Regions from separate parts of the Mus musculus genome. Here all the other regions are linked to region 4. Evidence: chromatin loops called from intact Hi-C (ENCODE). Cell type or tissue: left cerebral cortex. All regions are shown on one strand.

What was found. A loop is a pair of places that touch in the nucleus more often than their neighbours do. Peaks named below come from ENCODE experiments on the same cell type or tissue, not always from the same donor. Only the 100,000 strongest peaks of a DNase experiment are listed, where the experiment ranks them.
Region 1: it touches region 4 in a loop (7-fold over the local background); 3 of 42 quality-filtered maps call a loop at or near these places.
Region 2: it touches region 4 in a loop (3.0-fold over the local background); 6 of 42 quality-filtered maps call a loop at or near these places.
Region 3: a loop joins it to region 4, with 2.9 times the contacts of the local background. A loop is called at or near these places in 4 of 42 quality-filtered maps.

Annotation. Positions count from the first base shown.
Region 1 is chr11:85,232,777-85,237,776 of GRCm38, forward strand. Appbp2 (amyloid beta precursor protein (cytoplasmic tail) binding protein 2) reads right to left here and starts at 2,344. Exons shown (of 13, transcript NM_025825.3): 1 at 1,896-2,344. The coding sequence starts at 2,033. It overlaps Appbp2os (amyloid beta precursor protein (cytoplasmic tail) binding protein 2, opposite strand), which reads left to right and starts at 2,390. Exons shown (of 4, transcript NR_028329.1): 1 at 2,390-2,556; 2 at 4,364-4,471; 3 at 4,635-4,738. In left cerebral cortex, a CTCF peak has its summit at 2,444; DNase peaks (open chromatin) are centred at 1,072, 2,061 and 2,364; H3K4me3 peaks cover 2,948 bases; H3K27ac peaks cover 2,039 bases.
Region 2 is chr11:84,871,582-84,876,581 of GRCm38, forward strand. It overlaps Pigw (phosphatidylinositol glycan anchor biosynthesis, class W), which reads right to left. Exons shown (of 2, transcript NM_001077636.1): 2 at 4,732-5,000. Ggnbp2os (gametogenetin binding protein 2, opposite strand) reads left to right here. Exons shown (of 2, transcript NR_131201.1): 2 at 1-50. Among named protein-coding and RNA genes, the nearest start is that of Ggnbp2, 3.3 kb to the left of the region's middle. In left cerebral cortex, a CTCF peak has its summit at 2,092 (motif pointing left); no DNase peak of the experiment used is centred here; H3K4me3 peaks cover 252 bases; H3K27ac peaks cover 259 bases.
Region 3 is chr11:85,309,983-85,314,982 of GRCm38, forward strand. Ppm1d (protein phosphatase 1D magnesium-dependent, delta isoform) reads left to right here and starts at 1,272. Exons shown (of 6, transcript NM_016910.3): 1 at 1,272-1,941. The coding sequence starts at 1,491. In left cerebral cortex, a CTCF peak has its summit at 2,395; DNase peaks (open chromatin) are centred at 802, 1,229, 2,242 and 3,062; H3K4me3 peaks cover 3,419 bases; H3K27ac peaks cover 1,948 bases.
Region 4 is chr11:85,137,553-85,142,552 of GRCm38, forward strand. Usp32 (ubiquitin specific peptidase 32) reads right to left here and starts at 2,403. Exons shown (of 34, transcript NM_001029934.1): 1 at 2,159-2,403. The coding sequence starts at 2,216. It also overlaps a transcript of 1700125H20Rik not described here. In left cerebral cortex, a CTCF peak has its summit at 2,585; DNase peaks (open chromatin) are centred at 1,502 and 2,709; H3K4me3 peaks cover 2,884 bases; H3K27ac peaks cover 2,179 bases.

The DNA.
Region 1 (5,000 bases), 95 kb after region 4:
GCTCACAACCATCTGTAATTGGATCTGATGCCCTCTTCCGGTGTGTCTGAAGATAGATACAGTGTGTACTCATAAATAAAACAAGTAATTCTTATTTTAAAAAAAAAGGAAACAAGTTTTTGCAGGGTTATACTCTACTATACAGGTGAATTTAGTTATAAGACGTAAACAAATGTAACAGATGACCGTATTTAACCCAGCTCCAAGCCCTGCACCAAGGTCCACATCAAGTATCTGACTAAAAAATAAAATGTTCCCAAAAAAGCAATATGAAAACTCTGACCTACACAGAGACAGGACACAGGCCAAAGCATACTCACTAACAATAATCTTCAAAGGAAAGGCTTTAATTTCAGTGGAGGGTACTAAAAGATACTAAAAGCATTTTGACAGAATTCAGAGAGTAAGGGTATTTTTACTGGTTAGATTCCCAGTGACTTGCTCTAGAAGGTGTACACTATACATATGACTTAATAAAATCAACAGAAATAGCACATACTGCAGCAGTTTTCCAGGTTGAGCAAAACAAATTAATTTGTCCTTGGTACCGATGTAGCCTAAATGCATAAAACTAACATTAGTCACACACAAGTAATCAATGTATCAAAACCATTTGGAATGGAGGGAGGTTTCCTTCTAAATCGAAAAATTTTAACACATGCTGTCAAGATGAATCTTCTCCAGGTATTTAGGAGAGAAATGAGTTTACCTGTTAAGTAAGGGTTGGTGCAAAGCAGCAGCAGGGTTTATAGACTGCAGTATGTCAGTTGCTAATTCTGAAAGAATGTTCTCAAGCTGGAAAAAGCAGACAATCTCTCTAATAAAACAAACGCCCTAAAACACCGAACAAAGATAAGAATATACAAATCTGCTAAATATCAAATTACACTGCTGGGAGACAACTAACTAATCAAGTAATACTAAAGATCTAAAAATAAAAGCTCTACTGGTCATATTTTGCAAAAGTGGCTACTGGAAACTGAAATTCTCGCTGACTCAAAGCAAGGATCCCTGAATAAGGCCAGTGTTCACACTCAAACGTGGGGGAGAGGAAAAGGGAGGCTCCGAGTCCATAAAGTTCTCCTCCCTCTCAGAACACTGCAAAAATTGTCCACGTCTATGAACACTTACCCTTGAAACTCCTTGGAGAGCAACTTGGGACTTTCTGTGCAGATTTTTGAGAGGGAGCGACGCAAGAATGCTGCAAAATCGCACTTTTCATACACATTGGTATAATTCAGATTTCTACTTCTTGCTTTCAGGGAATTTCACTGCGTCCTTTCTAAAGATCCAGTCTATTACTAATCTATTAGTAAAATTCCCAATTTAACCCAAAGTGTAAACCGAAAAACCAAAACAAACCTAGAAACCACACAAAAAAGCTTTCAAGGATATGCAAATGAAGCCCACAGACCATTTTCATTAAGCCCTAACTAAATCATTTCGGATTGAAAGAAAGGAAAGGGACGAAACTCGGATTAGAGAAGGGAGGGGAAAAAAAAAAGAAAAAGAAAGAAAGCAGTTACTCGGGTAAAGAGGATCGACGAGATGACAAAGTAGGGAGAATTAGGGGTGGAGCGGAACAAAAAAGTCCAGCTGATACAAACACTAGAGAAGACAGAAAATACCCCAGCGACTAGAGGACCGGGTGGGACTCGGCTGGGTCAGGCATTCCCGCAGGCCTACCCTGGGGCCCCTAAGGGGATGGCGGATAGCTCTCACACAAGAACCCCCCCGGGCCGCACAGACCGGGAGGCAGACGCGGGGGTGGCGGCGTATCGGAAAGCGGCCACCGCAGCCGACGCTACCTCGAGAGCTACAGGCCGGGCCGTGGACGTGGAAGGGGGTGCGGCCCAGGAGCAGCGGCGGGGTCCGATAGAACAGATCGCCTGTACCTTGTAGTAAACGTCGAACTGGATATTCTCCGGCAAGGAGCGGATGTCGCGGCGCGAGCGGATGTAGTTGTCCACGACAGCGGAGATGGCGGTGTTGTAGAGCGTCTCCGGGATCCACTCGAGCTCCACGGCCGCCATCTTCCCTCGCTCCTCCTCCGCCTCCTCCCGCAGGCCTCCGCCTCCCTCCGTAGCGAACCCGTGTGAGGCTCCGGAGGCTTCCGAGGGGCGGCGACCACGCGGGCGAGCGGGCGTGCGCGCGCCTCTCGGACCCGGCTGCCGGGCCTCTGCGTGCGCGCGCGGCCTGAGGGCAGATGGTGCTGGCGGTAGCGGCGGTAGCGGCGGCCACGGAAGATCCGGACGAACGCAGACCACGACCGTACCGAGAGCCTCACATTCCCAACAGGAGAGCGAGCCCAGTTCCGTCCAGGCTCTCAGCTCTGCATGGGCGGGGCTGCGTGTGTGCGTCATGACGTCAACGCGCGACGCGCCGACGCGCCCGGGAAGGAATGCGGCAGGCGGAAAACTTGCGGAGAAAGAGCGCGGAGCGTCTGAGGGGCGCTGGGTGCTTGTTCCTAAAGGACGAGACACCGGGGAAGCTGGGCGGTAGTTGGAGTGGTGTTTTATCCAGCGTGCTGTGGCTCTCCAACACAGTCTCGTTTCAGTGAGTTTTTCGACGACAGCCCTCTTCAACTTTAAGAATTGATCTTTTAGATCAACGAACTTTAGGACTGATCTTTTTTTCACAAAAGTGCACAGCACGGACGGGGCATGGTGGTGCACTTGGAATGGATCGCTTGGGAGGCAGAGGCAGGGGTATCTCCTGAGGTCAAGGTCTATGGAGTGAGACCCTGTCTCAAACAAAGAAAATCTATATTGAGGGATGTGGTGGCCCATCACTTTTATCCCAGCACTGCAGAGACAGAGGCAGGTGGATTTCTGTGAGCTCCAGGCCAGCCTGGTCTACAGTGTGAGTTCCAGGCCTGTCCCTCTTGCTCTGGCCCTGTTGTCTCCTGCTCTACTCGCTCAGCCCTAGCTCATAGATTCTTTTTCATTGGGGATGGTTGTGAGCCACCATGTAGTTGCTGGGATTTGAACTCATGACCTCCGGAAGAGCAGTCGGTGCTCTTAATCAACTGAGCCATCTCACCAGCCCCTATCCAATTTTATTTTATTTTAAATTTTGGTTTTTCGAGACAGGGTTTCTCTGTATAGCCCTGGCTGTCTTGGAACTCACTTTGTAGACCAGGCTGGCCTCGAACTCAGAAATCTGCCTACCTCTGCCTCCCGAGTGCTGGGACAATTTTCTTTTTTCTTTTTTTTTAAAAGAAGAAAAATTTGTTTAACATGCCCTGGCTCTCCTAGAACTTTATCTGTAGACCAGGCTAGCCTCAAGTCACAGAGATCTTGCTGCCTCTGCCTCGCTAGTGCTGGGATCAAAGGTAGTTGCCAGCATTTTTTTACTGAGCAATCATTCAAGCCCCGTTTCCCCATTTTTGCATTGAAAAAAAAAAGAATCTATTAAATGTTTTGGCTTGCCTACCAAATTCTTCTAGTAGTCTGAGAATGCATGTCAAACAAATGGAGAAATGCACTTTAAATCCAGTGAAACTGATTAACCATACACACATTTAAACTTCTTCAGTCCTGTGATTTCTTAGGCTATAATTGACAAACCTGGGAAAGCTGTAGTCAGCCTCAAAATAGGGTTGACAGATTTATCAAGTTTAAAAAAAAAACATAGAAACCTCTAAAACACCCTTTGATTGATTGATTGATGATTGATTTTGAGTCAGGGTCCTACTTATGGGCATGGCTGGCCTGGAACAATAACTTGTTAGCTTTGGATTTAAACTTGCACTGATTCTCTATCTCCCAAGACAGGGGGTGGGGGTGGAGGCTGGTGGGTAGCAGTGAACTCAAATTTCTGTTGTTTGGTTGTTTTTGTTTTGGGGAACGATGGGGGGGGGGGTGTTATTTGTTTGTTTTTTAGAAGTAGAACTGGAGCTTTGCTTTGGAGTCCAAACTGACATGGAACAGGGAATCTTGTCTCAGTCTACTGAGAGCTAGGATTACAGGCCCCTGCAGCCATGCTCTGTTGAAAGTTTTTAAGATGTATGAGCCATGACGTAGTTTTACCTACCCCTTTAAGATCATAAAGAACATAGTTCCTGCTGGGCTGTGGTGCCACTCACCTTTAGTCCCAGTACAGAGAGGCAGAGGCAGGCAGATATCAAGGCCAGCCTGGTCTCCAAAGGAAGTTCCAGCACAGCCAGGGTTACACAGAAAAATTCTGTCCCCCCCAAAAAAACAAAACAACAACAAAAGAAAGAAAAAGAAAAAACATAGTTCCTTTAGCAAATCCTACATTAGTTTTCGGGCTCAAATATATTTTTGGATCCCTTTCGTATAAAACTATATAACTATTCACTATGACCTATTAAAACATTATTATCTATCTCCACTTCCAGTTTAAGTGAATACCTATATTTTATCCAGCATCTATATTCAAGGGATTCGTGAAAGAATGCAGATCTCTTAGGATATTTCATCAGAATCAGAACCGGGATGCAGATTCTGTGAGTAGATGAAGGGTGTCAGACAAACATATCCATCGCTGTAAAATCGTAGATGCTGATAGTCAAAATTAGAGATTTAAAAAGAGGGCTGGGAGCAGCTTGGCAGAGAAGCATAGGCATGCACAAGCCCTGCATTTGAACTCTGTCTTTAATTTGGGAACAGACCTCTTGATTCCTTTATGGCTTTGAAACAGAAGATGTTATTAAAACATGCAAGATGCCCTTGGGAGCCTTGGTCAAGAGGACACAGCCTGGGTCACAGGCGGGGTGAGTAGTAGGGGCATCAAGTTCCTTGGGACAAGGTTGATCTTTGCCACCAGGATATCTGATTTCTTCTTCTTGTTTCTTCACTTCCCACAACTACCTAGCAAACAACAACCCACCACCACCAACCCCACCTCTCCCTCTCGGGGGCCCTAGCATTTATATACGCTCGGAAAAGTCCCCAGAATTCCAAATAGCACACACTTGCCAAGACTACCTGCAGCTGACAAAATGGCACCCTGGCTAGAGCATGAGGCAGATCATA
Region 2 (5,000 bases), 270 kb before region 4:
TTTTGTCTTGATGGTTTTAATAATAAATCCATTCGCTGCTTGTACAACTACCAGATCTTAAGGACAGATCGAATATTTTCTGGTAAAATAGGGTAAAGCTGTTGTTACTGACCTTTAAAAGTATTTTGATCACATGAAGTCTTTCAAGTCACAACCAAAAAAAAAAAAAAAAAAAAATCCCACAGTGCATCCTTAGCCTTGTTGACTTATGACATTGTGTGGTCATTGTTAGAGTAGGTGACATAATAAACTGGAAGAACCATTGTGTGTTCCCAAAGGTGTGATTATCCAGTAAATATGTCTTTGGGCCATACTAAAAGCAGAACAGTGCGATCCTTAGTTGAAGTCCAGTTTTTCACGCACCTTCTGACAGGTTAAAATACATAGTAAAACTATGGACATTTTTAGAGAATCTTGTGTTTTATGTCTACAACTACTACAATCTATGTACCTACTTTGATTAATTGAATTTTAGGTTATGCTTGGTAACAAATATTGAGCCAATATGTATATAGCTACTAGCTTTAATTTTCACTATTAAATATACACCAGGTACTAGGAAAGAACCAAGCTATGAAAAAAAAAAAAAAAAAAAAGGCAGTTGACAAGCTAAAATACCTCTGTTTTCACTATAATGGCTGTATTAGATAAGGTAGTAAATCACTGGCATAATGTTATTTAAATTAGTACATCTGAAAATCTGTAAGCTGGATTTTCCTTTTCTTGATCTGACAGTATGAGTATATTCTATCAATTAAAAATAGAAACATGGGCTGTAAAGTTGGCTCAGTAGTTAAGAGCACTGACTGCTCTTCCAGAGGTCCTGAGTTCAATTCCCAGCAACCACATGGTGGCTCACAACCATCTGTAATTCTGATGTTCTCTTCTGGTGTGTCTGAAGACAGCTACAGTGTACTCATATAAATAAAATAGATCTTTAAAAAAAAAAAATACAAGCCCAGTATAGTAGCATACACCTGTAACCCCAGCACTTGGAGAGGCCAAGGCAGAGTGCTTACCATAAATTCAAGACCAGATTAGACTGCACAGACCCTTTCTCAAAATAGGAATTAAGTAGACATATTGCATATTTTTAATAAACATAAATGAGAATGTAAGCTCCTTAAAGGCATCTGTTTATATTCCTGGCACCTATACCCGACACAGAGCTCAGTAAATCAATTGTGATCTTTCTCTTCTGAAAAGCAATCTAATCAGGAGTTCTGCCTACTAATTCTGATTTTATGAATTCATTAGCTTTTCTTTAGGACATTAGGAATTGGAAGAGGGGAAGCACAGTGTACATTTTGTCCTTTTCAGTTAACGCCTGTAATTATCAAAGATATAAACTTAGACTAGAAAAGTATGGAGGGCTGAGGATATAGTGGTAGAACACTTGGTCTAGCAGGCTCTAAGCCCAAGGTTCAGTATCCAGTATCACAAAAATAAGTACGTAAATACCATAATATTAAATAAGAAAAGTGGCAGATATGGTGCACACCCAACACCAGAGGCAGAGGCAGGTAGATCTCAGTGAGTTCCAAGCCAGCCTGTCCTATATAGTGACAGCCCATCTCAAAAAAAAAAAAAAAAAAAAAAAAGGCAGTTATTAACAAAATGCAGCACAGCAAATGAGGCCTGCATTAAGTCATAAGATAACTACTTTTTCTAAATGAATGTATTAGTTAAGCTACTCTGCCTTCTGGCTGCTCCAACAGATAAGCTATGAGGTACTAGTACAGTGTGTGACACAGCAGAAAAGTCAATCACCTTTCCTAGTCATGCTAAATTTACACACTATAATCTTATTGATTAAATTTCAAGTCTTACTTTTTAATTGGAAATAAAATCTGTTGTAATTGTAGTCAGCAAATACAAAGTCATATAACACTAAATCAGCCATCAAGTTTAGAAATTGAAGTAAACAAAACACATTTAATAATTAGCATATTTACATTAAATATATATTTTTTTTGAGAGCTGAAGAGATGGCTCAGCAGTCAAAGAATACTGACTGCTCGTCCAGAGGTCCTGAGTTCTATTCCCAGCAACCACATGGTAGCACACAGCTATCTGTAATGGCATATGATGCCCTCTTCTGGTGTATCTGAAGACAGCTACAGTGTACTTACATACATAAAATAAATAAATCTTTAAATAAAAAATACACTTTGAGAGTTAGGGGTATGGCTCAGTACAATGCTTACCCAGCACACTTGAAGTTCTGATTCACAGGACCACAAAACATAATCTATAATATGAAGACAACTAGTTTAAAATAGCAAGCCTGTATCAGGAGGCGCCACCTACTCTAAACTACACAAATAATTTAGATTGCTAATAAACACCACATTAGACACCCTGATTAGCAGCTATTTCTCATATGTCCTTGGTGTCAGGAAAGCAAATGTTCATTGATTCTTATCCACACCCCACCCCAGCCCCACACATCCAGCCTGGCCTCAAACTCACTATGGAGATGAGACTGGCCTTTAATTCCAAATCCTCCCTCCATCTTCTAAATCCTAGGATTACAGGTTTGTGTCAGGACAGTTGGCCAGTATTAGCCTGCTTTAAAAGATGTACATTGTCCAAGCATGGTGGCATCCACCATTAGTTCCAGCACTTGGGAGCGAATGGATCTCTATGAGTTTAAGGCCGACCTAGACTACATCGTTCCAGACCAGCCTAGGCTACAAAGATGTGAAACTAAAGATCTTGTGATTTTTAAATCTTTAGACTTAACAGCTGGTTCAAAGATCTGCTTAAAGTTTTTAAATTATTCCAGTTCTCAATACACTATTAAGCCTTAATGTAACCAGTTCTATCAGACTTAGTACTTTCATCTTTCTCACTGATTTTCTTGATTCTCCTTCCCATGGTTGAGGCCACCTAACCTAGTCCCTTCCTATTTCTCCAGCTTTATAGCCCACACTTCTTTGAGTTACCTAGATTTCCTCCCAACTTACTTTTGCTGACAAGATTCATTACATATTGACTCTTCTCTGCCATCTACCTTCTAACTTCATTCCCGAGATATACGTATCATCCATCAGCCTCAAAATGCCTTAAAAATGCCCATCGATGGAGAAAACTTTTGTTTCTTCCTGGATTGGTTCTCAGTTTCTCATCTGTAACAATACTATGACTTAATTGTTATATTAGTTTAATGTTTCCCCTCACTAGACTGCAAGCTCCAATGTACTAAAAATTTGTTTTATCTTTTTGAGACAGGCTCTATGTAGCCCAGGCTAGCCTTGAGCTCTAGCAGGAACTAGACAGGTTGCAAACCTAGGTGTGCTTTATTCCTAGCACAGAGAATCCATCTTAAAACTTGTACAGCTGGGCTGAAGGGACACACTTAAAATCCCAGCACTTGAGAAACTGAGATGGACATCATAAATTCCAGACTGGTTTTGGCTGCAGGGAGAGTTTAAAGTCAGTATGGACCACACAATAAGATCACGTATCAAAAAAAAAAAAAAGATCACATATCAAAAGTTTGTCTTTGAGAAAAAAAGTAAAATGTGTCAGGTACCTGAAAAATCTTGTTTTAATTATTATATATATAAACTACATCACCCAACTCAATCATTGATTGCATTTAACTGTTTGCTGGCTTGAAATGTATCTGATTTTAAACACTTGCTTCTTTTTTTTTTAAACACTTGCTTCTTATTCCTATACTTTATTAAAAGACAGAAGTTCAGTATGAAAGAGGTATTGAAGGAACAGGAGAGACGACTCAATCAGTTAAGAGTACTTGTTGCTCTTGGAGAGGACTTAGGACCAGTATGTACAGGGTTGTTTACAACCATCCACAACTCCATCAGAACAAATGCTCAACTAACCTTTTCAGACGCCAAGCATGCCTCTGATGCCTATACATATACACACATACGTGTATACATATATATATATATATATATATATATATATATATGTGTGTGTGTGTGTGTATACATACACACATAAATAAAAAATGAATAAATCTAATACAAAAAAATGTTTTTAAAGATAATTGAAAAGGCCACAATTTGCCGGGCGCACACCTTTAATCCCAGCACTCGGGAGGCAGAGGCAGGTGGATTTCTGAGTTCGAGGCCAGCCTGGTCTACAAAGTGAGCTCCAGGACAGCCAGGGCTGTACAGAGAAACCCTGTCTCGAAAAACCAAAAAAAAAAAAAAAAAAAAAAAAAAAAAGAAAAGAAAAGAAAAAAGAAAAAGCCACAATTTGCTGAGCATGGTAGTATATGCTTTTGATCCCAGCATTCAGGAAACAAAGGATGGCAGGTCTCTGAGTCTGAGGCCAACCTGAAGTTCCAGGTAAGCCAGGAATATATAGTGAGATTCCCAACTAAAAGAAAAAAAGGAACTGAAAAAAAATGCGCAATTAAACCGGGCATGGTGGTGCACGCCTTTAATCCCAGCACTCAGGAGACAGAGGCAGGTGGATTCCTGAGTTTGAGGCCAGCCTGGTCTACAGAGTGAGTTCCAGGACAGCCAGGGCTACACAGAGAAACCCTGTCTCGAAAAAAACCAAAAAAAAAAAAAAAAAAAAAAAAATGTGCACTTACTTGCCAATACTCCAGAGGATCCAGGTTCAATTCTTAACCAACATGGCAGCTCACAATCATTTGTAATTCTAGTCTCAGGGTATTCAACCCCCCTCTTCTGACTTCTGTAGGCATTGCACACATATGATGCACAGAAATACATGCAGACAAAATATGCATTCACATAAAAATTTTAAATAATTCAGATCTTAATGTAAACACATATAACACAAACATTATAATCACAATTACATATTCATATAAAAACCACAAATACAGTGCCATAATGATATATAGAAAGTAAAAATTACCGCCATTCACCTTCCAGTGTCAAAACTATCAACAAGTGGGTGTGGTGGCTCACGCCTGAAATCCCAGCATTGAGCCTGAGGTAAGAGTACAACTGTGAACTCCAGGCAAAGCAAAATCTATGAACAAGTTCTTT
Region 3 (5,000 bases), 170 kb after region 4:
CAGTGGTTAAGAGCCTGCACTGCTTTTTGGTTTGGAGCGCCTATCTGGCTCACAACCACCTGTAACTCCAGTTGTAGGCGGAGGGTTGGGACTCCACACAACATCCACAGAGATACACACATAATGAAAATGAAATAAATATTTAATGACAATTTTAAAAGGAATTGTCTTGGGAGGTATAGAAACTGTTGTTGAAAGGCAGGCCAGCATAAAGCCTTTCCTTGTTGTTTGCATTTCCCATGCTGCTGTAAATAAGTTTCCATTACGCTTTTTGTGAAATCTCAAAGGCTGTACAGAAAATAATAAAGGAACACGTTGACTCCCTCAAAAGAATATGGTGCTAAGAAAATATTAAGTTGATCACTCGAGAACTTATTTCAATTTCGTGGAAATCAGTCTAAAAGCATTCATTTTGTTGTTGGGACTGTCAACTTCTGTGAACGGAGGGAAATAACCGTGTCTTTAGGGCATGGAGATCCTGTTGTATGCTCCTTTTCCAAACGGTAACTTAGATTCTGCAGTAATAGCTGTATTCAAGACGAGTCCGAAAAAGTATTAACGACGCTGAAAAGAGGAAGAAATATGCAAAATACTTAAAAAAAAAAAAGGGCTGTAAAGTGTTAGGAATTAAACTCGCCGACAGGTCTCCGACCTAACGTTATCGCGGAAAACAGGGCTGTGCAACTGGCGGTGGAAAATTCCAAGTCTTCTTAAGTAAACCCGACTGCTTCCCTTAACTCCCAGCCGGACAAGTCCCACCCAAGCCAGTTCACGCGTGCTACGCTGGTCTAGCGCACGGACCAACGACTTTGCAGGGCATTTTCGCGCCATTTCGCTTGAAATAAGTGGAAGGTCAAGTCTACCTTTGACCTCTGCAAATTTTCCACAATCGCGGGAGGCAAAACTGGCTCTGCAAAAGGACCAAAGGGGAAAAGCCAGAAGTCTCACGTTAGGGATTTAAGGGGAAAAAAAGATGACAGGTTGAGGCTTCAGCCGCTTAGTAACAGCGGAAAACCCCCAGGGTACAGAAGCCCTAGGCTGGAGAAAACAAACCGGGCAAGGAGCGCGCTCCCCCGGTCGGCGGGCCGAGCGAGATCAGCGGTTGCAGAGAGATGCGGGGGTGGAAGGAGGGCGGGGGCGAGCTTGCTCTTCTTGACTCCTGATTGGTCTGTCTCAGCGAGCCGAGTGACGTCATCAGGAGAAAGGGGGGGAAAGAACGTCTGATTTGTATGGTGGGCGCGGGCGGGCGGGGAGCGAGTTCAGTGCGCAGGCGCAGCTGCTCGGCTCCTCTCGCCCGCGACTCGACCGGCCCAGCTCTCGCGGACAAGTCCCGACATCACGCGCCCCCCCCCACCGCCGCGGGGACCGCCTCCTCTTCACTCTCGGCTTCGTCGAAGATAAACAATAGTTGGCCGGCGAGCGGCGAGTGTGTCTCCCGCCTCGGAATTCGGCGGGCTGCGTGGGAACGGCGGGATCCCGGGCAGCCGGCCATGGCGGGGCTGTACTCGCTGGGAGTGAGCGTCTTCTCGGACCAGGGCGGGAGGAAGTACATGGAGGACGTAACTCAGATCGTGGTGGAGCCCGAGCCGGCTGCGGAGGACAAGCCGGCGCCGGTACCGCGGCGGGCGCTCGGGTTGCCGGCGACCCCCACTCTCGCCGGCGTCGGGCCATCGGAAAAAGGCCCGGCGGCGGCCCGCGACCCTGCCCCGGACGCCGCGGCCTCGCTACCCGCTGGCCGCTGCTGTCGCCGCCGCTCTTCGGTGGCCTTCTTTGCAGTGTGCGACGGGCACGGCGGTCGGGAGGCGGCACAGTTTGCCCGGGAGCACTTGTGGGGTTTCATCAAGAAGCAGAAAGGCTTCACCTCGTCCGAGCCCGCCAAGGTGTGCGCTGCCATCCGCAAAGGTTTCCTCGCCTGTCACCTCGCCATGTGGAAGAAACTGGGTAAGTTCCCCGCCCGCCTCTTTTTTTCTTTTCTCCCCTTATCCCCCTGGGCTTTTTATAGCATCAGCACCGCGTGGGCCTCCCCGGTACCAAGAGCGCTATCCATCAAGCGACGCTGTCCAACAAGGGATGCGAGTGAAGACTGTCATGGTTGGAGTTCTAGGCACACCGAGTGGCCTCGGAAACGCTAGGATGGCTTGTCTCCCAGCAACCGCTCCTTGCATTATCTCCTCCCTCCTACGATCAGGGGGCAACAGTCTCCCCTCTCCCTTCGCTAATTCACTTTGGTAGCAGCACGCTCAGAAGTGTTTGAATGCCGGCGCCAGATTGTAACCGAGGGATAAATTTAAGAAACGTTTCTACACGGGCTAGGTGAAAGAAGCAGGAGGTGGCAAGAATTGGAGCGTTCCCTTAGCATCTGTCATAATTTTGTTCTTGTTGGGCTTGTTCCTCTTGGTTGCCTCCTACCGGTGGTGTCACTTCTTCAGATTGACCTGAATGGCTCTGGCTCGATGTAAGTCAATTTAGAAGGGCTGAAGTGTAACATAGGCAACTTACTTTTGTGATAGTGTTTTGGGGTAATCCCTTGAATTGTTTATGAGAAAGGTGTGCAACGTGTTAAATATTAAATTGGCTCCATGTTAGGGGCATGTGTTAACTTCTTGGTGTGTGTGTGTGGGATACTTAGAATTGCATTCAGTTTTCCAAAAGTTCATACTGAAAAGCACTCATGTCACTACTCATCAAAGTAGTTTTTGGTAACAGGTATTTTAATTCCTAAAAGTTAAGTGTGATTGTAGTCCCATCTAAATTTTGAATCTCTCTGAGACAGACAGTACTTCTGTAGATAACAGAAATGCCCGAGGGTTATATGGCTGCTTATTTTGCCCTGGGTATATGGTGCATATTTTTGTTACAGAAAAGAATTTATGTTCCTGCCACTAAAAACCCTTCGTTTATAGTGGTGTAAGAAAGTCACTCTATTTTCATTAAAGAGACAGAGACTCAGTGCTGTTACAGATTTGTAAAATACACAGTATTTTTAGAAAGGCATTGTCATACAGTATAGGCTAGCTGGTTTCAAATCTGTTTTCCATCTGTTGGGCCTTTTGCCAAGTATTTGATTGACTTGAAGACCAGCCACTGAGGGTTTTGGAGGCAGGTCCCAGCAAATCCCTTGGGCCCCTATCATGGATTTATTTTGTTTTCGTGTGGGCTGAGTAGAGCTTGAAAGCATTGTAGTTTATTCTAGAAATGCATTATATTATTGGCTGAAGAGGAATTAAAAGTGGATAGGGAGACAAAGAAGATTAAGATTAGACACAAAGACCTATTACAGAGTTCATTTATTTTGCAGTACACTTGGGGCATATGAATTTCCCATATGCTTTAAAAATCAAAAGCCTTTAATAGTTGAACTTTAGCTAGGTGTGGTGGTACATGCCTTTAATACTAGTCCTTGAGAGGCCAAGGTAGGCAGATATCTCTGAGTTTGAGGCCAGCCTGGTCTACTCTACAGAGAGAGTTTCAAGGACAGCCATGCCTAGTAAAGAGACCCTTTCTTTAAAGGGGGGGAAAAAAAAGATTGACCCTTCATATTGAAGTGTGGTAGCTAATGCTGGTAATCCTAGCACTTGGGTGGCAGGCCAGGAGGACCGGTGCAAGTTCAGGGCCAGGACAGCAAGGTAGACTATCACAAAGGGAAGCAGCAGTTTGAACTTTATATTTGGTTTATTTTAACCTGACTTGTGCTGGTGTTGAATTGAACACAGGGTCTCTCACATAAGCACAAGCCCTACCTCTGTGATGCCCGAGCGTCCCTTTAATAAAGCAGGGGTCATGCTGTTAATTTAAATGTGTTTTTATACATGCACATACTTCAAAAGCTTCAAAAGACATTTGTATTTTTAAATTATGTGTGGATGTATGCATGTGAGTGCAGATGCCCCCCCCCCCAAAAAAAAATCAGAGACGTGAGCTCTCCTGAAGGCTAAGGTTACAATACAGGTGGTTGTGGGATGTGGGCTGTGGTGTCTGGGGACTGAGCTCTTGGCACTTGGGTACTTTAGAAGAGACCATGCTCTAACCCTGTGTGCCACCTCTCCAGCCCTACATACAAATACTTTTTGAGTCATGCTTTTTTTTTTTTACTGAGTGAAACCTTAAATGAACGCCATATTCAAAACTTAGATTTAAAAGAATTAAAGTATTTTGAGAACCATGATATAGGAAATACAAATTAAAAAAATTGCAGCTCTTAATTTTTGTTCAGCTCTTGATTTTCTACCAATTAAACAGAGTTAGCGTTTGCAGCCTGTCATCCATCCTCAGGCCAAGGTCCTTTCAGTCCCTGTTCACCCTCCCTCTGCACTTGTGTTAATTAGCATTTTTTTTTCTGTCATCTTTGACAAGACACCTTTTCCAAGGCACATTAACATATTTCACTTTTGATTGGCATGGTGGCTCATGTCTTTAATACTAACCAATGGGAGGCAGAAACTGGCGAATCTCTGAGTTCAAGGCCAGCCTGGTGTACAGAGCGAGTTTCTGGTCAGTCAGGGTTTCATAATGAGACCTGTGTAAAACAAAGCAAAGCAAAGCAAAACAAAACATATATATACATCTAGAAAACACCACACATATATTTCAGGGATTAGGGCAACTGCACAGATGGGTCAGTGGTTAAAAGCGCTTGCTGCTGCTTCAGAAGACCTGGGCTCTGTTCCCAGCACCCACATAGCAGCTCCCAGGCATCTGTAACTTCATTCCCAGTGGATTCAGCACCCTCTTCTGATCTTCCTGGGCACCAGGCACACACATGATGCACAAATGTACATGCAAAGAAAACTCAAACAAACATATAAATAAATAAAACATTTTTCATTTTTAGGCTTATTGCCCCCCCCCCCAACTAAAACTATATTGATCATATAGACTGCCAGACAGTATTTTCTTATGTGACACTACAGTTTCTTTTGAAATCGAGCATTCTCCTTTCTCTGTTATACTCACTGGATTAATAGCAGTTCTTAACTTTTTTTTTTTTTTTTTTTGGTTTT
Region 4 (5,000 bases):
CTAAGACTTTAATTCATACCTTGATACTTCTTCAAATATGCATTTTAAAATTTCACGGGCACATTTCATAACACGTTAAACAAAAACCTTTCACCAGATCATTTTTAAATGTATTGATTCCATTTATATTTTAAAATGTACAGTCTTGCAAGGCATGGTGCTGAATGCTTTTTATCCTGCACTTGGGAGGAAGAGGCAGGTGAATCTCTGAGTTTAAGGCCAGCATGATCTACAAAATGATGTTCAGACAGTCAGGCCTACATAGAGAAACCCTGTCTCAAAAAAACAAAATACACAATCTTAATTTGATATAAAGTAAATCAACAAGAGCTGGAATAAAAGTTTAATTTTAGAATTTCTTAACGCCAGGTATATCACTGGTATTCACACCCTTAAACTTAAGGAACACTTCTGAACAGCTGTAAATCATTTGACTGTGCCCTATTTCATGCCATGTAAGCCATAGACTAATTGCCCCCAGACCTGTCAAGCTCAACAGAATTCAGGAAGTGACTGGTCTACTAGGGTTGGAAATAAATCAAGAATTTGGAATATTTCTCATACTGAAACAGAGAGAAAAAGTTCAAGTAAGATTGTACTTAAGAATAATCATCATGCAGCCGGGCGGTGGAGGTGCACGCCTTTAATCCCAGCACTTGGGGGGGCAGAGGCAGGTGGATTTCTGAGTTCGAGGCCAGCCTGGTCTACAAAGTGAGTTCCAGGACAGCCAGGGCTACACAGAGAAACCCTGTCTCGAAAAAACAAAACAAAACAAAACAAAAAAAAAAAAGAATAATCATCATGCAGATATGGTAAGGAAGAACCACTAAAAGGTGTATTTTCGCTATTCTGCTCAGCCCCAAAATTGATGCAGCTACAATTCTGTATCTTATTTTCTGTTTATTAGGTTGTGGGTCCAATGAACTTATTTCTCTTTGTATATGAACTAGATCTCATTTCTAAATCCTCACTTTAAAATGTCTTTTTCATCATATTTTAAGTTTCTATCCCAAGCTACTAAAAACACCTGGCGCATGACTGAATTTACTTATTTATTTATTTATTTATTTATTTTGGTCTTAGAAATCTGTTAACAATAATGTCTGGCCACTAATCTGCTTAATGTTTTTCACTTCTTACCAAGAAAATCCATTAAACATCAAAGAGAACTACAAGCACCACACAGACACACTCTCAAATCTCAGTCATGAAAAATTAAGTCACATTCCGGCCATAAACTGTGCAAGACACTTCCAGTTAGCACGAGCTTTACACTGACAATCGTATCAGAGTAAGTGGTAGGGGGTTGGGGGCTATTAACAACACAGTGTGAATCAGAGCCAAGAGCAGCAGCCGTTGACAGCAAGGCCAGTCTCTGAAGGGAGCTGTAATACAGTATCACAATGCTGGGTTTCCGAATGCCATTTTAAGGGAGCGAGGGGGTAAGAACTGGGAATCAAGTGTACTAAAACCGTCTGATCAATGTCCGAGGAGAGGAAACCTAAGACAAGGTCTTATGAACATCAGCTGTCTAATCTGTTCTCACCTTAAACACAACTTCACTTTCAGGTCGTTCTTAATCAAAGTCAACCGCTCAAAGGGTGAAGGATGGCAGGAGTAAATGGAAGGATAGTCATCGCCCTCAACAGAGAGGCAAAGACCCTGGGAAAACCAGAGGCTCCCTAATAGAAAAGGACTTCCAGGAGCAAAACAGAACGCCCTGTCTTCTCCTCCAGCCAATGCTGTTAGAAACCAGATTAGGATGTTGTCGGAGGCTTTTTTTTTTTTTTTTAAATGAAAGAGTGATATGAGAAAATGGCACTGAAGGATGAGGGGGCCTGGAAGGGTTGAGCCACCCAAGAACCGATGGTCAGGGCTTCCCTGCACCTAAACAAGATAACAACGCCAACCGAGTGCACCGGCAATGGCCAGCCAGCGCCCGGTACCCCCGTCACTGCCAAAGCTTCGCCCCCTCCCCTAGTGCCCCAATTCCCACACCCCGCTTCCCCTTCCACCTCCCTGCCCTCGATATTCCCACGGCTGGCCTCCCGGGTCCTTCGCCAGGCACCCCACGCCCCAGCCTCCTCTCCCTCCGGCCACCCACCCCTGGGCGCTCCGCGCTGGCCTCCCCGCAGCTCACTCGACCCCTCCCCCTCACCTCTCCTCAGCGCCTCCTCGTAGCTGAGGAATCCGATCCGTGACTCCTTGGCGCCCATGCTCCCCTCATCCCCTCGGCCGGGGGTCGGAGCCTGCTTTCGCCCCCACCCCCCTCCCGCCTCCTTCGCGGCGTCGCCGGCTGACGGTGTCGGCGTCCCCGGCCCCCTCCTCCCCCAACACTAACAAGTGCGGCTTCTGCCCCAGCGACTCCTCCCGGCCGCCGCCGCCGCCTCCATGCCGAGTCACGTGACCCGCTCCCACCCCGCCCCCTTCCCCTCCCTCCTACTCCGCCCTTCTCCTCTCTCTCCTCCCTTCGCGTCTCGCCTCACTCCTCCTCTCCTCCCTTCCGCCCCCACCCCGCCCTCCCGCCAGCACCGCCGCGGGTCACCTGACCCAAGGCCCGGGACGGTTCCGGGTAATGGCCGCCGGGGGGCCACGCTCCGCCCCACCCCACGCTAAGAGCGCGCAGGGGGGGCGGGGCGGCCTCGCCACACGTAGCACGTCATCCCTATCTTCCTGCCAATCCTAGGCCTCGAATCCCGCCGCGGCGCTCAGCTGGCCAAGAGGGCAGTGACTTCCGGGGCGCCCGAGGACGGGTCTTCCCGCCCCCCACGTTCTGGCGTTCGACGGGCGGGGCCGGAGCGATGACGGTTGGTGCTGCGGTGGCCGCGACCCACCTTGGAAGACTAGGGGAATGTTAGGGAGCAGGGGGGGTCTGAGGAAAGCGGTGCGGGCGACAAAAGGAGCGGGCAGGCGGGGGACCCCTAACGTTCGGGGGATGTTGGCAGAAGTGGAAGATGAGACTCACGGCTTCTCTGAGAAGATACCTCTTTTTCCTTCTAGAGATGGAGCCTCAGGACAGGGCAGTGGACCTTGTCGCAGTATTTTACTTTCTACGCCTTCCCATTCTCCAAACGCGGCTGCCTTAGCTTTTCTTTCAGAGGCCCAAGCCACTATGTTGGTCCATTTTTCCCTCTGAACCTGTTGCCTCCCTCCCCCAATTTTTTTAAGCCGCATTAGATGTTTTGTTTTGGGTGTTTGTTTCTGACGCAGGGTTCTGCTTTGTAACCCAGGCTGTCCTCGAACTTGTAGATTCGCGTGCCTCAGTTTCCCATGTACTGGTTCTACAAGAAACACCACACCCAGCCCTGCCACCTTCATGCTTCAACCAAACACTTGCCCTCTAAAAATGAGACAGTTCAAAACTGAGTAGCTTGCTTTAAAATACATATATTTTATGTATAATACATATGTATATAGTGTGTGTGTGTGAATTTAGTAGCATTAACATTTACATCGTTATTCAGTCTTAGTTTATCTTCAGGACTACTTGATCTAGTAGAGAACTGAAACTTTCAACAGTAATGTTGGTTCATCAAGGCAACTACATTTCTCCTGTGACTGGCTTATTTCACTTAACATGGCTCATTGTGTTGTAGCATATCAGGCATGTGGTTCAGCAATTCCACTTCTCAGTATATAGTCCCGAAGTATGTCTTTAAAGGGATGTGTGAACAGCTATTTATGCACTCAGCATTTATAGTATATACAATAGTCAAAACGTTAAAAATAAATGTCATAAGTTAGTAAACAAAATGTGGTGTATAAACACAATGGAATGTTTTTCCATTTCCTTTTTCTGGGTGGGGGAACCAGTGAGACAAGTTCTAGCAGTTGCCTGGACTGGGACTTGTGGCAGTCCTCCTGTCTCTGCCTCCAGATGTTGGAAGCCTATGCCCCACACCTGGTTCCCATTTCATTTTCACTCTGATGTGTATCTGTCTTCACCATGAAAGTCATGCCATTGGGTGGGTGGATATGGGGGACTTTTGGTATAGCATTGGAAATGTAAATGAGTTAAATACCTAATAAAAAATGGAAAAAAAAATAAAAATAAAAATAAATACTGGCAAAAGAAAACAGAAAAAAAAAAAAAAAAAAGAAAGTCATGCCATGAAGCTTCTCAATAAGGAAACATTGAAAACAATAGCTGTTTGATCTGAGGAGACTGGAGGTGCCAATTAGATCATTTAGGCCCGGCAAAAAATGATTTCAGTTCCTGAAGCCGACTGATAGTCACATGCCCTGCCAGCGAAAAGTGTTTCTCTACTTTCCTGGTGGACCAGATCTCCAGCGTGGTAGCCTTAGTCACAACACTGCCTTTTCCAGTTCTCTGAGGCACTCAGTAAGACCTGAGATTAGTTGTAGTACTAAAAGCCCATGGATCAGGAAGTTGAGGATATAATCCAAACCCTTTCATTTCCATGTGATCCGTTCAGTGTAGCCTCAGACAAAACAGTCATCCTATACAGTATGAATTCTGAAATAGATTATTTTGAAGGGAAACTAAAGCTTTCAGCTGTGAGGAGCAAAAATCCTTACGAGTTCAGATGCAAGATACAGTATGCGTTGCCGCCTTATCAAATAGTACATTAAGATGCTCTCACTTTACTAAGCACGGGTCTGGCTGTAAAACTGCACAGTTGAATTAGTTCAGAGCAAATTATTTTCTCCCCTTGTGGCACTACCCCACTCGAAAGCTGGGACTTTTGTTAGAATTTGAATTAAGAGTTAATTGCCACAAAAACATCTGGGAAGACTAGATTAAAACTTAATCAAGTTTAAAGTAATGCGTAAAACTTTCAAGACTTTGTCCTTTCCTGGGAGTGTCTGCTTGCACCTATAATTCCAGTACCTGGGCCATAGAGGCAAGAGAATCACAAAGTTCAAGGCCAGTTGCATATACATAACAATGTCCTGTCTTAAAACACAATGTATATTTTAAAAAGATTTTATTCTTGGAATACAGGCCTAGCTTGTCCCGAAGATCATAAAAATGTTTC